Regions from separate parts of the Homo sapiens genome. Here region 1 is linked to region 2. A link is an interaction called in ENCODE POLR2A ChIA-PET data of the cell type or tissue named here. Cell type or tissue: B cell. All regions are shown on one strand.

Evidence for each region. Peaks named below come from ENCODE experiments on the same cell type or tissue, not always from the same donor. Only the 100,000 strongest peaks of a DNase experiment are listed, where the experiment ranks them.
Region 1: POLR2A ChIA-PET joins it to region 2 with 14 read pairs; 2 of 35 experiments call an interaction of 5 or more read pairs at or near these places.

What each region holds. Positions count from the first base shown.
Region 1 is chr3:58,438,016-58,443,015 of GRCh38, reverse strand. All of the region lies in intron 1 of LOC107986092 (a long non-coding RNA gene), which reads right to left. Among named protein-coding and RNA genes, the nearest start is that of PDHB, 6.7 kb to the right of the region's middle. In B cell, no CTCF peak of the experiment used is centred here; no DNase peak of the experiment used is centred here.
Region 2 is chr3:58,194,159-58,199,158 of GRCh38, reverse strand. It overlaps DNASE1L3 (deoxyribonuclease 1L3), which reads left to right. Exons shown (of 8, transcript NM_004944.4): 6 at 1,181-1,338. Among named protein-coding and RNA genes, the nearest start is that of DNASE1L3, 14 kb to the left of the region's middle. RefSeq lists an enhancer at 2,410-2,589. In B cell, no CTCF peak of the experiment used is centred here; DNase peaks (open chromatin) are centred at 2,478 and 2,999; H3K4me3 peaks cover 809 bases; H3K27ac peaks cover 2,390 bases.

The DNA of each region.
Region 1 (5,000 bases), 240 kb before region 2:
AGGAAGTTTCTTTATGGCGAGGGAACAATTCTGTATTCTGATTGTGGTGGTAGCTACATGAAAATGTACATGTGATAAAACTCTACAGTACTACACACACACACACACACACACACACACACATACACACACACACAAATACATATACAAACTGATGAAATCTGAATAAAGTCTCTCCTGGAGTTAACAGTATAGTTGTACCAAAGTCAGTTACTGGGTTTTGATAACTGTGGCTATATATTATAACTGGGAAAAGGTATACAGAAAATCTTATTATTATTTTTATTTTTAATAGAGATGAGGTCTCACTATGTTGCCCAGGCTGCTCTCAAACTCCTGGCCTCAGGCCATCCTCCTGCCTTGGCCTTCCAAAGTGCTGAGATTACAGGCGTGAGCCACTGCACCCGGCCCAAAAACCTTGAATGAAGGACTTTCTGACAACTGACAAAGAACCCAAAATGTTCTTAAGGGCAAATATTCCGTGTAACCCTGAAAAGATTTAGTTCCGAGAGAAGACTAGTTGGCCAATTTACACCTTGAAATCTCTTTTAGGAAAATCTAGTGAGCATAGAGATGCAGTCATTTTTAAAAGATTATGGATTTAAAATTCACCACTTTGACCTTTTGTGTTTTTTACTCTGTAAACTAAAAATAAAATTATAAGACCCTCAATCAACTGAATGGACCCTCACCCCCTTGGCCAAGGGGATTCCCCAAGACAACCTGAAAAACAAGTTCAGGCCACTAGATGGGAAGGCAGGTAGGATACCCTCAGTATACTTTCCTCGCTTTGGAGTTTAGGTGCCACTGACCAGCATTAACATTAAAATACATTTCTTAAGACTGACAAAACAGACTCTTTATAGCAGTAAGATACCAAATTCCAACCTGACTCTGGTATACCATCACATGACAGATAACAGGGTCTAAAGGAAATGCAAGTATTTTACCCTAAAATATGTTTATTTGGCATATTTTGGAATGGCCCTGCAAAGCCTTGCCTTGGGGAAATTTGCATTCTGTAGAGAATCCCCTTCCTTTTCCAGGTCTTTCCCTGATCCAGGAGAAATTTAACTAAGAGTCTGACACCTTTGAAGGTCTGATAAGAGACATTTACCATCTATTTACTCTGAAGCCTGCCACTCAGAGGCTTCATCTACTTAGCAAAAACCTTGGCTTCCACAACCACTCTTATCTTAACTCAAGCATTTCTTTATGCTGACTTCAACTCTTCAGGCAAAGCTTAACTTTTTCAACCAACTGCCAATCAGAAAATCTTTGCATCCATGTATAACCTGGAAGCATCCCACCCCCGACTTGGAGATGCCCCACCTTTCCTGGCTCAACCAATGTATACCTTACATGTGTTGATTTATGTCTTTGCCTGTATGTCTTTGCCTGTCTCCGTAAAACGTATAAAACCAAATGGTAACCCAACTACTTTGAACCCATGTTCTCAGGACCTCCTGAGGCTGTGTCCTGGGCCAAGGTCACTAAATTATAAGGCTCAGAATAAACTTCTTTAAATATTTTACAGTTTGACTTTTTTCGTTAACAGCTTTCAAACAGAAAATTCCACCCAGCCTTTCCAAACTGGCCAGTTTGAGTTTGAAAGAAAGGCACATGTACTAATGAATATACTTCTTGTCAGGCCTCTGAGCCCAAGCTAAGCCATCATATCCCCTGTGACCTGCACGTATACATCCAGATGGCCTGAAGTAACTGAAGAATCACAAAAGAAGTGATATTTAAATGGCCTGTTCCTGCTTTAACTGATGCCATTCCACCACAAAATAAGTGAAAATGGTCGGTCCTTGCCTTAAGTGATGACATTACCTTGTGAAATTCCTTCTCCTGGCTCATCCTGGCTCAAAAACCTCTCCCGCTGAGCAACTTGTGACCCCCACTCCTGCCTGCCAGAGAACAACCCCCCTTTGACTATAACTTTCCTTTACCTACCCAAATCTTATAAAACGGCCCCACCCCATCTCCCTTCGTTGACTGTCTTTTCGGACTCAGCCCGCCTGCACCCAGGTGATTAAAAGCTTTATTGCTCACACAAAGCCTGTTTGGTGGTCTCTTCACACAGACGCGCATGAAACTTCTAATGTGTCTAAAATGTCCACAGTCATTATTTCAAAAGAACATTCTCAGCTGGGGCCTGTGACTCACATTGCCTTCCAGATTAGCTACACAGACTCAGCGTTCCTGGCTTTTCTGGATCTCTGTATTAAATATATCTCAAGAATACTGTCCTTTGTTTAGACCACGGTCCAGATCCTGGCTTCTCTTTGGGCTATCATTCCTTCATCTTGATGTCTCTCTCAGAGGTATGTGAACCAGAGCAACTCCATCTTGAATAGGAGCTGGGTAAAATGAGGCTGAGACCTACTGGTTAGAGACAAGACTAGCTGGATTTCCTAGGCCGACTAAAAATCCCTAAGCCTAGCTGGGAAGGTGACCACATCCACTTTTAAACACGGGGCTTGCAACTTAGCTCGCACCTGACAAATCAGGTAGAAAAGAAAGCTCACTAAAATGCTGATTAGGCAAAAACAGGAGGTAAAGAAATAGCCAATCATCTATCACCTGAGAGCACAGGGGGAGGGACAACAATCGGGATATAAACCCAGGTATTCAAGCTGGCAACGGCAACCCCCTTCGGGTCCCCTCCCATTTTATGGGAACTCTGTTTGCACTCTATTAAATCTTGCAACTGCACACTCTTCTGGTCCATGTTTGTTATGGCTCGAACTGAGCTTTTGCTTACCGTCCACCACTGCTGTTTGCCACCGTTGCAGACCCGCTGCTGACTTCCACCCCTCTGGATCCGGCAGGGTGTCCGCTGTGCTCCTGATCCAGCGAGGCACCCATTGCCGCTCCCGATCGGGCTAAAGGCTTGCCATTGTTCCTGCACGGCTAAGTGCCCGGGTTCATCTTAATCGAGCTGAACACTAGTTGCTGGGTTCCACGGTTCTCTTCCGTGACCCACGGCTTCTAATAGAGCTATAACACTCACCACATGGTCCAAGATTCCATTCCTTGGATCCGTGAGGCCAAGAACCCCAGGTCAGAGAACAAGAGGCTTGCCGCCATCTTGGAAGCAGCGTGCCACCATCTTGGGAGCTCTAAGAACAAGCCCCCCCACCACCCCCTTAACACTGGATTCCCAGACATTTAGGGCATTCTCAGTCACAGGATGAGATAGGAGGTCAGCACAAGATACAGGTCATAAAGACCTTGCTGATAAAACAGGTTGCAGGAAAGAAGCTAGCCAAAACCCACCAAAACCAAGATGGCGATAAGAATGACCTCTGATCATCCTCACTGCTACACTCCCACCAGCGCCATGACAATTTACAAATGCCATGGCAACATCAGGAAGTTACCCTATATAGTCTAAAAAGGGGAGGCATGAATAATCCACCCCTTGTTTAGCATATAATCAAGAAATAACTGGAAAAATGAGCAACCAGTAACCCTTGAGGCTTCTCTGTCTATGGAGTAGCCATTCTTTTTTTTTTTTGAGACGGAGTCGCGCACTGTCGCCCTGGCTGGAGTGCAGTGGCACAATCTCGGCTCACTGCAAGCTCCGCCTCCCAGATTCACACCATTCTCCTGCCTCAGGCTCCCAAGTAGCTGGGACTACAGGCGCCCACCACCATGCCTGGCTAATTTTTTTGTATTTTTACTAGAGATAGGATTTCATTGTATTAGCCAGGATGGTCTCGATCTCCTGACCTTGTGATCTGCCCGTCTCGGCCTCCCAAAGTGCTGGGATTACAGGCGTGAGCCACCGCGCCCGGCTGCCGTTCTTTTATTCTTCTACTTTCTTAGTAAACTTGCTTTTGCTTTGCACTGTAGACTCGCCCTGAATTCTTTCTGTGCGAGATCCAAGAACCCTCTCTTGGGGACTGGATCGGGACCCCTTTCCTATAACATCTTTCTGGTGACCACTGAAGGGACTACAGTGCGGAAACCCTGGACCCAAACCCCTTACTTACCAAGGTTTTCACCAAAAGTAAAAGTTGCTAAGAGTTAACATTGTAACATGTATTTGAGACTACTAAAGAAACAGTTCTTCTACACGTAAGGCGTGTAGGGAAAGCGAAATGTGTTTTTAGTAAAAGATTATAAGAAGTCACGGGAATGTGGATTTTCTTGTCTAAAGGGTTAAAGGATTGTTTTAAGTTAAACAGGATAAAGCTAAAGGTTTGAGCAAGTTATGAAAAGTTTATAAAAAATGAATCTTGTAAAAAGAAATTCTTTGTGTGAACATATTGGCTAAAGTTAAAGGGGTATTATTCAGTTTTTCCATAAATTAAGCATTGGACTAAAAGTACAACAGGTTTTTCTTAGAACACTAATCTGCTCTTTCACAAAAAAAGTAAAGGGTTAATAAAAGGTTTATGAAAATCTTACCTATGGTCAAACTAATTGAGTATTCCTAATTTATGCAATATAGTTATTTGCATAAGTGCAAATAAGTATCTGTTTTCTTTTGCAACAGGACACAATTGGAGAAACTGGTTATTTTATCAAGGCTTTGACTGGAATGGCATGTTTTCTTTTAAGGAATTAAACTTAACTTATAGAGCCAATAGAAGCCCCTTGGGGAACTGGCCTCATACCTTGCCTACACAGTCCTTGTACAGGATTTCTGACCTGTGGTAAGTAAAGAATGTCACTTTCTAACAGACCCAGGAACTCCAAGTTATCTTGGAACCTCAAGAAGAGAGGAATTTACCCAACTCATACGTATTTGAGGGTACAAACCCATGGCAAAAAGTCTTATCTAAGATTCCTTCTTTGGAACAGAGTTCCAGGAAAGCCAATTTAAAAAGAGCTTATGTGGCTGGCTGTGGTGGCTCACACCTGTAATACCAGCACTTCGGGAGGCCAAGGTGGGCAGATCACTTGAGGTCAGGAGTTCGAGACCAGCCTGGCCAACAAGGTGAAATCCTGTCTCTATTAAAAATACAAAAATATTAGCAGGGCAC
Region 2 (5,000 bases):
ATGACACTCTGTCCTCAACTGAACCCATCAATCATGGGGAAAATTGTGATCACCAAGGTCAAAATAAAATGTTCTTGAAGAAAACTCTGAAGTCAGCAATGCCCCACCAAACAATAGCACAAACAAGGAAATCTGGCACTTCCTCTGGATTGTGGAATGTTGAAAATTCTGTTCCAAGAGCCTTGCAGGGAAAAATATTTCCAAGATAGGAAGTTTCTCTTGGTGGCCTTGGGTGGGGGTGGACAGCTCACTCAATGGTCCCCTCCCCTGAAGATGCCTCCCACCTCCTCAAGGGACTGAATTTTCACAGAAATAAGTTTCCAACTTCAAAACAATAGGAGAGAAAGAGTGATGCCAGGGTTGTCAATACACCACCCAAATTCACTTTTCCTGCTTGAAAGCAAAAGGCGTTGATTCATTCGTATATTTACACCCTACAGTAGTTTGAGCCAGGGACAAAAGATGTGAGGGAATAGATTCACTGAAATTTTTTTTATCCACACCTGACTCTGCATGCTGAATTATGGAAATGTGGCGACTAAGAACAGCAAACATTCTCCTTCCTGTTAAGAACATCCTCCCTGGTACGCACTCGCCTGTCATCGACTCATCAAAACTGTGACTCAATTTTAAACAACAAAAAGAAATTTTTAAAGACCTTATATTCATTTGCTAGAGCTGCCATAACAAAGTACCATACTGAAGACTGGGAAGTTTAAACAATAGAAAGTGAGTTCGTCACCGTTCTGGAGGCTGGAGTCCCAGAACAAGGTGTGCCAGCAGGGCTGGTGTCTTTTGGGGGCCTCTCTCCTTGGTTTGTAGACGGCCATCTTCTTCCAGTGTCTTTACATGGTCTTTGCTCCACTTTTCTGTGTCCTAATTTCCCCTTTTTACAAGAACGCCAGTCATATTGGATTAGAGCCCATCCATATGACCTCATTTTACCTTAATTCCCTCTTGAAAGGTTCTATCTCCAAATACAGTCGCATTCTAAGGTGCTGGGGGTTAGAACTTCAACATAGGAATTTGGCCGGGGCGGGAGCAGGGGGTAGACAAGATTCAGCCCATAACAGACCCTGTTGTTTACTGGGCCTGGGACGCAGAGTCTTTGCTAGAGTCCAGTGTGAAAGCATTCTGCAGCAGCACCCACCAGGTGACAGTTCCAAATCTTGTCTTTTAGAATTTCATTTTCATGGGTGACTTCAATGCCGGCTGCAGCTACGTCCCCAAGAAGGCCTGGAAGAACATCCGCTTGAGGACTGACCCCAGGTTTGTTTGGCTGATCGGGGACCAAGAGGACACCACGGTGAAGAAGAGCACCAACTGTGCATATGACAGGTAGGAGGCCCTGCAGGGTGCTGCTGGCTCACCACAGTGCTTGGTGTGCACTAGGAAAGACGCAAGGTGGCTGGGCACTGTGGCTCACGCCAGTAGTCCTAGCACTTTGGGAGGCCTCGATGGATGGATCGCTTGAGTACAGGAGTTTGAGACCAGCCTGGGCAACATGATGAAACCCCGTCTCTACAAAAAATACAAAAATTAGCCAGGCATGGTGGCACACACCTATACTCCCAGCTACTCAGGAGGCTGAGGTGGGAGGATCGCTTGAGCCCAGAAGGTGGAGGCTGCAGTGAGCCAGGATCGCACCACTGCACTCCAGCCTGGGTAACAGAGTGAGACTTTGTCTCAAAAATAAAAAATAAAAATAAAAATAAGAAAAGCACACTGCTTGCAGAGCTGAGTCAATTAAATGTCAGGCCCCTCTACTGGGTACCACATGTAGCGTATGAACCACAGGACCCTATGCGGTGGCCCTGGGCACTGTAGCTTAGCAGAGGTAAGCACTGGCTTCGCTATCAGATAGGCCTGGATTTAAATCCTGACATTATCACTTCATATGTCTGTGACCAAGAGACAAGCTCTCTGTGTCTTTCATTTCCTCCCCTGTAAAATGGAAGTTATCCTAGTGCCTCACTCATGAAGATCCGATGTGGAGTAAATGAAATAACATGTCAGGCTGCTAGCACAATGCCTGGCATACGGCAAGTGCTCATTACATTCATGGGCTGATCATTGTTCCATCACAAAGACTTACCGCAATTGATGCGCCCAATCCCCATCATTAGGCATTGGGTTATTACCAAGGGTTTGCTGTTATAAATACTGCTAAAATCAATATCCTCTGTGCATTTTGTGCAAGTATTTATGATTTCCTCAGGAAGCAACCCTAAAAATGAGACCAATTAGTGCAACGGTATTTATATTTTTAAAGCTTTAGCTACATATTCCTAAATGCAATGCATACATTTAAGTCCTAGCATTCCCTCGTGCTTTTTAAAGTCCCTTCAGGGATTTTCAAACAGCTTTCATCTTTGCTCCTTCAATGGGGACAGAGGGGGGAGTGCCTGAGGCGTGTGAATGTTAGTGATCTTCCATCACAGAGACCACAGGTGGGGAAACCCCTAGGAGCCTGGTCCCAGGTGGTGGCCACAGTTCCCAGAGCTCAGCCTGCCACGAGGAAGTGTGAGATGGCCATCTGCATGAGAGCCACCAGGCCACTCGTTTTCACTTCCTCTCGGAGTTTTTTTTTTTTTTTTTTTTTTTTTTAGACAGAGTCTCGCTCTGTTGCCCAGGCTGGAGTGCAGTGGTGCGATCTCGGCTCACTGCAAGCTCCGCCTCCCGGGTTCACGCCATTCTCCTGCCTCAGCCTCCCGAGTAGCTGGGACTACAGGCGCCCGCCACCACGCCTGGCTAATTTTTTTTTTTTTTTGTATTTTTAGTAGAGACAGGGTTTCACCATGTTACCCAGGATGGTCTTGATTTCTTGACCTCGTGATCCGCCCGCCTCGGCCTCCCAAAGTGCTGGGATTACAGGCGTGAGCCACCATGCCCGGCCTGTTCCTCTTGGAGCTTTTGAGGCTGGTGTTTCCTTTGCAGAAGTTATCACTCTGCAAAGTGGGAACCCAAGGCGGGGAGTTACAGGGGTCTAAGTGCCCAGACCCCCTATTTTGAAGGACTTCCAGCAAAGCCTGGACGATGGCCACTCACTCAGTTACACATGGCAGTTGTGTGCCCGTGGGTAGGTCAAGTCCCTTCTCCAGCGCCATTCTTCTCCCCTGGCAAATGAGTGGGAAGTGATTGAAAATGATACAGAAGAATCAGAAGGCAACATGGCCACAGTAGATCAGGTCAGGGGTAGAACAGGTTAGAAAAAGATGTTTACTAAAAGGATCCTGATTTTATACACATGTATCCCAAAGGATGGTGGGATTACATGTGACATTTTAAAGATTCATTTCTTATTTTGATGCTCTGAATTTTGTTTCTCATAACAACATGTATAACTCTTGTGCCTCTTTTTTTTCTTTTTTTTGAGACAGAGTCCTGCTCTGTCGCCCAGGCTGGAGTGCAGTGGCAGGATCTTGGCTCACTGCAACCTCCGCCTCCCGGGTTCAAGCGATTTTCCTGCCTCAGCCTCCCAAGTAGCTGGGATTACAGGCATACACAAACATGCCCCGCTTTTTTTTTTTTTTTTTTTTTTTTTTGTAATTTTAGTAGAGATGGGGTTTCGCCATGTTGGCCAGGCTGGTCTTGAACTCGTGACCTCAGGTGATCCGCCTGCTTTGGCCTCCCAAAGTGCTTGGATTACAGGTGTGAGCCACCATGCCCGGCCTCTTGTGGCTTTTAAAAAGTCATAGGCCAGTTGTGGTGGCATATGCTGTAATCCCAGCTACTTGGGAGGCTGAGGCAGGAGGATCACTTGAGCCCAGGAGTTCAAGGCTTTAGAGCAACATGATCACATGCCTGTGAATAGCCACGGCACTCCAGCCTGGACAACATAGTGAGACCTGTCTCAATACAATAAAATAAAAAGTAAAATTAAATAAAATAAACGGAGAAAATGAAAAGCCATAAAAATGATGTTTTAAAAATGTAATTAGACAAGATGGTCTCAGTTCCAGTCTTTGTTCCATGTTCACATATTTATCAAACACCTCTCATGTGCTGAGTGCTGGGGGAACATGCAAAGATGCCCAGGATCTGGCTGGTGCCCTGGACTGAAAACGTCACATGAACACTGGCCTGGTCCTGCACATCCCTAGAAGAAGTCAGAAATGGAAGAGCCTTTAACATGTCATTCTTTGCTTTCTGAGTCTTAAAGAAAGCTTTCACAAATGTCTAACTTGATGCGAAGAATTTACATTTGGGTTGAATTAAAAGCCGTAGCCCGGGCCGGGCGTGGTGGCTCACACCTGTAATCCCAGCACTTTGGGAGGCTGCGGCCGGTGGATCACGAGGTCAGGAGATCGAGACCATCCTGGCTAACACAGTGAAACCCCGTCTCTACTAAAAAATACAAAAAAAATTAGCCAGGCGTGGTGCCGGGCACCTGTAGTCCCAGCTACTCGGGAGGCTGAGGCAGGAGAATGGCATGAACCCAGGAGGCAGAGCTTGCAGTGAGCCGAGATTGCGCCACTGCACTCTAGCCTGGGTGACACAGAGAGACTCCGTCTCAAAAAAAGAAAAAAAAAAGCCGTAGCCCTGGAGCGGTGGCTTACACCGGTAATCCCAGCACTTTGGGAGGTTGAGGTGGGCGGATCACCTAAGGTCACGAGTTCAAGACCAGCCTGGCCAACAGGGATAAACCCCGTCTCTACTAAAAATACAAAAATTAGCCAGGCGTGGTGGCACACACCTATAATTCCAGCTACTTGGGAGGCTGAGGCAGGAGAATCGCTTCAACCCGGAAGGTGGAGGTTGCAGTGAGCTGAGATGGCGCACTGCACTCCAACCTGGGTGACAGAGCATGACTGTGTCTCAAAAAAAAAAAAAAAAAAAAAAAAGTTAGTTGTGCTGGTGATGTTAGCAAATGCAGATACCAAAACTGTTGATTAGAATGGGGAAGGCCCACTGGTCACTCATGAAATGGCAGTTTGACTCACCTTGCCATTCCTCGGGAAGTCACTCAGGACCACGTAGACCACAACTGCATCACCCAA